Regions from separate parts of the Homo sapiens genome. Here region 2 is linked to region 1. Evidence: read pairs that join two places in POLR2A ChIA-PET (ENCODE). Cell type or tissue: MCF 10A. All regions are shown on one strand. Links, peaks and the distances in the headings refer to the core of each region. The heading gives the core; the rest is flanking DNA. Region 1 holds the start of LOC124902669 (translation initiation factor IF-2-like). Region 2 has its middle 38 kb from the start of PHF21A.

The links. Peaks named below come from ENCODE experiments on the same cell type or tissue, not always from the same donor. Only the 100,000 strongest peaks of a DNase experiment are listed, where the experiment ranks them.
Region 2: POLR2A ChIA-PET joins it to region 1 with 13 read pairs; 3 of 35 experiments call an interaction of 5 or more read pairs at or near these places.

Annotation. Positions count from the first base shown.
Region 1 is chr11:46,235,924-46,238,831 of GRCh38, reverse strand. LOC124902669 (translation initiation factor IF-2-like) reads right to left here and starts at 1,443. Exons shown (of 1, transcript XM_047427965.1): 1 at 1-1,443. The coding sequence starts at 993. The coding sequence ends at 283. RefSeq lists silencers at 464-783, 894-943 and an enhancer at 1,529-1,578. In MCF 10A, for the core only: no CTCF peak of the experiment used is centred there; DNase peaks (open chromatin) are centred at 951, 1,521 and 2,331.
Region 2 is chr11:46,158,394-46,161,301 of GRCh38, reverse strand. No RefSeq gene overlaps it. Among named protein-coding and RNA genes, the nearest start is that of PHF21A, 38 kb to the right of the region's middle. In MCF 10A, for the core only: no CTCF peak of the experiment used is centred there; a DNase peak (open chromatin) is centred at 1,471.

The sequences.
Region 1 (2,908 bases), core at 228-2,727:
GGGGTCCGACAGCCGCGGTTGGAATTCTGGCACTGACATCAGCTAGCTGTGTGCCCTGGGGCAAGTTACTTAACCTCTCTGTGCCCGGGTTTCCTGCAAAATAGGGATGATAATGGTACTTACCTCCGAGGGTTGTTGCCTGCAAAGCGCTTAACACAGCACCTGGCACAGAGTAAGCGCTCAATAAATGGTGGCTACTATGGCTGTGGTCGTTATTATTGTTCCTAAAGGCGCTGAGCACACGAGTGGAGCTCTAGCTGGCAGCTATTATTAGTCTGTTTCTTAGGTCCAGCTATTTCTTTCCGGGCATTGTTCAAATCTTTTACCAAGAGCTCGCGTCCTTATCAGTAACCGAAGGACAGCCGGCCTTCCAGAGTTTGGAATGAACGAGGTTCCCCCGGAGGAGGGCCAAGGACGCGGCCGCGGGCTGCCGGGACCGGGACCTCCCGGAGGAAGCCCGCGCCGCGCCGCCTCCGCCCGGGCCTCCAAGAGCGCGTCAGAGCCGCAGTGACGTCGCCGGGCCTGCACGTGCGGGGAGCCTGGAGGGGGCCGGGAGGGCAGGAGGTCGGGCCGCTGGCAAGAGGCGCCTCGGGCCGCGCTGGGACCCTGCCCTCCGAGGCGGCCAGAAAAGCTGCGGGAAGGCCCGGCCTGGGTCCGCTGTTCCGCGCCTGCTCGCGCGGGGTGCGCTCGGGGCGCCGCCTGCCTGCAGCCCCGCGGGGAGGCCGGAGATGCCGACGCCCGCTCCGGGCCCCGGGGCCCGCTCAACCTGGCCGGGGGAGCTGAATTCCCGGCAGCCATGCGGCGTCGGCGCGGTCCTTTGCGCCCAGTCCCACCCGCCCGGATCCCACTCGTCGCCGTCCCCCAGCGACTCCCTCCGTTTCTTCCCCCTCTGTCCTCCGTCCGGACCAGCTCGTTTGCTGTCAGCGGTGGAGAGCCACTCTCAAGAGGCACCTCCCACCTCCGGCTCCCCGCCTGCAGCCCGGGCGCGCCCATCCTATCGCCCTCCCGACAGCTCCACGCGGTTGGCCCCGCGCGCACCGCCACTCGCCGCGTGTTGACCCGATTATTGTCTATCGCAGAGATGGCGCGACCGCCCAGCCCCTCGTCCCGATGCCTCGCCTTCCCTCCTGAACACTTCTCCAGGCACTCTGCACTCCATCCTCATTCCCACTTCATCCAGACCTCCCCGGCGCCCCGCCCCCCTTGGCTGTTGACACATTCCCCTCAAAGGTCTCCCCTGCATGCCTGTCTTCTTCAAATCCATCCTCCTCGCTCTGCCAGAACAGCCACCTGCAACCCCTGTTTTGCCATGCCTCTCGGCTTGGGGCCGCCCGGTCTTCATGGATGCCCTAGTCTGCCATTTTCTACACCACGCCTCCCGAGCTAGGCTCGGAGGCTGGAGCCCGCTGGGGCCACACTCTTGAAGGTCCTCAGGTCTTTGCTGCAGTTAGGCCCTATCCAGAGAATTTTCCCCTTCCTCCCTTCTCCCCCTCCCCCTACCGGCTTCCTCTTACTCATCCTCCAGAACTCAAGATGTGAGTCACCTTTTCAAGAACGCCCTCCCTGTTCCGCTATCTGGCCGAGTGAAGTGTCCCTGGGCCGCCTGCTGATTTTGTCATATTTAGGGGAGAGGCTTGAGCCTTCAGGATGGCCTGTGGGGTCCTGCATGGTCTGTGCACACCCCCTTCGCCTCCCCTCCCCTCAACATCAGCTCCTTTCTTCCCCTGCTCTGGCCACACAGGGGGTCTCAGTCCCTGGCCCCTACCTCACCTTCCCAGTCCAGCCTCTTAGCGCAGGCTTCTCTGCCTGAAACACCTTGCCGCCCTTCCTCTTCTACTCAATTTTCAGCTGTCATCTTAAGTAAGACTCAATTCGTCTGAGAAGCCTTCCCTGACCCACCCACCCCCAACTCAGTGGAATTCGCCTTTAATAGGTCAAAGTGCAATTCAAAAAAATTTAAAGCATACCAAAAAACTATAGCGAATAATATAATTAATCACTATTCTGTGTGCCTTCCCCTCCCCTAGCCACGTCTTTGTCAAAGCTTAACATTTGCTCTATTTTCTTCAGATCTTTTTTAAAGGACATAAAACCTCACAGATCTAGTCTTCTGAACTCATTTCTGTCCCTCCCCTATGGTAATCACTTTCTGCCTTTGAGTTTTACCATTCCTATGCATACTTTTGTATTTTTGCTACATATATTTGTGCCTGTAAGCACTTTACAGAATTGTTTGGTATGTTTTTAAACTCTGAAGAAATACCATTATACTGGGTATATAATTGTGCAACTTGCTTTTTTCACCCAGCAGGATAATCTTGAAATGTGTTCACATGGATACACGTAGTTCTAGATTATGCAATTTTCACTTCCTATTTGGGTCCCATTATATGAGTTCACCATACTTTATTTACCAATGTCCTTCTGAAGGACATTCAACTTATTTTTAATTTTTTTTCTGTTAGAAACAATATTGTGATTAGTATTTTTTATACCCATCCCCTTGTGTGAAAGTAAGTCTTCCAGTAGCCACTTGGGTGCAGAATTGCTGGATTCAAGGCAGAGGAACTGGCAGCTTTACTCAGCATGACTAAAAGTTTTTTCAAAGTGGTTGTACCATTCACAGTCTGATAGCAATATATGGAAGTTCCCATGCTTGGCATCCTCAACAACATTTGGTATTGTCAGACTTCAAAATTTTTGCCAAGCTGATGGGTGTGAAATGGCCTTTCAGTGTTTTAATTTGCAATTCCCTGTTAACAGGTGAGACTGAGCACACTTTCATTTGTTTGTTGGCCATTTCCTCATTTTTAAGTTGCTCATTGGTTTATTTGACAGTGCTTCTGTTAGATTATCTCTTACTATGAGTAGGAGTTCTTTATATATTCTGAGTACTAATCCTCTGTCA
Region 2 (2,908 bases), core at 193-2,692, 77 kb after region 1:
GTTTAACCTTTATACAACCCTCTGAGCTAAGCATCATTAGAACGCCCATTTTTACAGATGAGAAAACCGAGGCTTAAGAGCCTTAGGCCAAGTTGTCCAAAACGGCATAGAGCTGATGAGCTGATGAGCTTCTGGCTCATGTTTCAGCTACTAGGATGTCTAGCTAAATCTTAGGCCTGACATGAGTGGGAAGTAGACTTCAACTAACCCTTCCGACACAGCACTTGGAAAAGGAGACGCCCCTCTCCCCATTTACTTTTATTTACTTTTTTAACTCTCTGGAGCACCCCTAAAACATGGCGTTTCTCCCTCTTCTTTAAATAGACAACCTAGGAAACTTTCTGGAGAAAAATTTAGCAATATTTATCAAAAGCCTTAAAATATTTATGCTTTTTGACCCAGAAATTGCACTGCTAGGAATTTATCCCATAACTCATATGTTTCAGGTCTCCCCAACCCATGGGTACAAAGGGCTCAAGTGTTACCTCCGCAGAGGAGCCCTGACCACCCCAGCTACAGTGCTTCTCCCCTCCCTGTTTTTGTCTTTCTTCAAAGTACTTGCCTCCAGGTGGAATGATAGGCTGTAACTGTCATAGAAGGTGAGTCCCCTGATAGCAGGGATTTTTCTGTTTTGCCCCTGCTTTATGTCCAGTGACTAAAATAGCATCCGGCACATTGTAAGCCGGCAACAAAGATTCATCAAAGAACGAATGAGCTTATGTTACATAAATACCTCAACTCCCAAGACTCTGAACCCTCATCGGCTTGGCTGGCAGCAGGTCTAGTCTTTTACAAATTTCCCGCGCTCTCACACTGCCAAGGTTCCTCTAGAAGTTTCCGTAAGTTTGTCCCTGCCATTGCTCTGCACTGCTGCCAGCAGGTGGAGGGAGACATTCAGTCATGTCCCCTGAGACCAGATTCCACATCCCCTGGTCTCCCTGGCAGCCTCCAAGGAGCCATTCCTGCCATGCCACCTGCACCTGCTGGCATCTGCAGCCACAAGTGCTGCTGCCTCTTTGAGCTATCATGTTGTTGCTGGTCATGCCAGGAGCTTAGCTCACCCCTTGCAGAGGCAGTTTCAGTCCACAAGTTGCCTTGGTTTCAACCTCTGCCCGTTTGTACAGGCAGTGAGGACCACCCCCTCCCAACTTTTGTAAAGTTCTGCCAGGGAGAGTTCTGTAACAAAGTTGCCTGGATCTCAACATGCTACAGCCTTTTCCATGCACCCCAACAAGTAGAGATGTCCACAAGGCACCTCCAGACTCAGGGCTGCTGGGTAGAGGGGGGTACACCAGGTGTGTCTGGAATCTGCCTTATCTCCCAGCCTCAAGCCCTGCACCTGGGTCTGATTCACCCTGAGGGAGCTTGTCTCTTCTTTAGCAGTGAGTTGAGGAGTGGGGAGTGGCACATATCAGAATCAGACTCTCTGGGTGGGGAAGGGTGGGGAAGAGAGACAGAAGAACCCCACCCCCACTTCCTTGAAAACACCTGCCAAGGGTGAGTGCATTCCTCCCGGCTTACTCCTCTGTCCTGAGGGTTCTTCTTTTGCAATCTGGACTCGGTTTTGTTGTTGTTGCTGCTTTCTTTTAATCAGCTTTATTGAGCTGTAATTTACACACAATAAAATTCACCCATTTTAACTGTACAGTTCAAAGAGTTTTAACAAATGTATAAATCCATTTAACCACTACTACTTCAAGATACAGAACATTCCCATCTTCCCCAAAAGTTCCCTTAAGCCCCTTTGTGCTCAGTCTCCCCGACCAACCTCACCCCATCCCAGGCATTGATATGTTTTCTGTCTCAATAGATTAGTTTTACCAGTTCTAGAATTTTCGATAAATGACATCATATTGAATGTTCTCTTTCATGTCTGGCTGTTTTTCACTTAGCATATTTTTTGAGATTCTTCTATGTTGTTGCACGTATTGATAGTTCATTCCTTTTCATTGCTGAGTAGTACTCTATTGCCTGGATATACTGAAATTTGTTCACCCATTCTCCTGTTGATGGACACTTGAGTGGTTCCAGTTTTGGGGCTGTCATAAATAAAGCTGCTATGAATATTCGTGTACTCATGTTTTGGTGGACATGTTTTTTTTTTTTTTTGCTTTGAATAAATATCTGAGGCTTGAATTGCCAATTATATGGAAAGTGTACATATTTAACTTTATAGTAACCGACAAACTGTTTTCCAAAGTGGCTTTACCATTTTGCATTCCTGCCAGCAATGTATGAGCATTTGTTTGCTCTACATCCTCACCAGTATTTGGTATGGTCAGCTAAAACCTGTTTTTATATACAGACCTTCAAAGTCTCATCTTAGATGCAAATAGATTGATAAAGAGGGCGATATCACCCCATTTCACTCACCCCATGAATCCCAGTCTTTTTCTTTTTTAAAAAATTTGGAACAGAGTCTTGCTCTGTTACCCAGGCTGGAGTGCAGTGGTGCGATCTTGGCTCACTGCAATCTCCACCTCCCAGGTTCAAGTGATTCTTGTGCCTCAACCTCCGGAGTAGCTAGGACTGCAGGCATGTGCCACCTCAGCTAATTTTTGAATTTTTAGTAGAGACGGGGTTTCATCATGTTGGCCAGGCTGATCTCGAACTCCTGACCTCAAGTGATCCTCCCGCCTCGGTTTCCCAAAGTGCTGGGATTACAGACGTGAGCCACCATGCCCGGCCCACGAATCCCAGTCTTAAATGCAAATGGACCTGCTAGACAGGGGGAGGTTTGGTCTAAATCCTATCATCAGCCTTGTCTAAGTTCCAGTTTCTGCCCATTTATAGCTCAAATGAAATCATCAGATAGATACATCCATTTATATGTTCTCAAGGATGTTCCTTGAAGCCTTGTCTAGAAACAGTGAAAAAAAACCTAGAAATGATTCAAGTGTCAAAAACT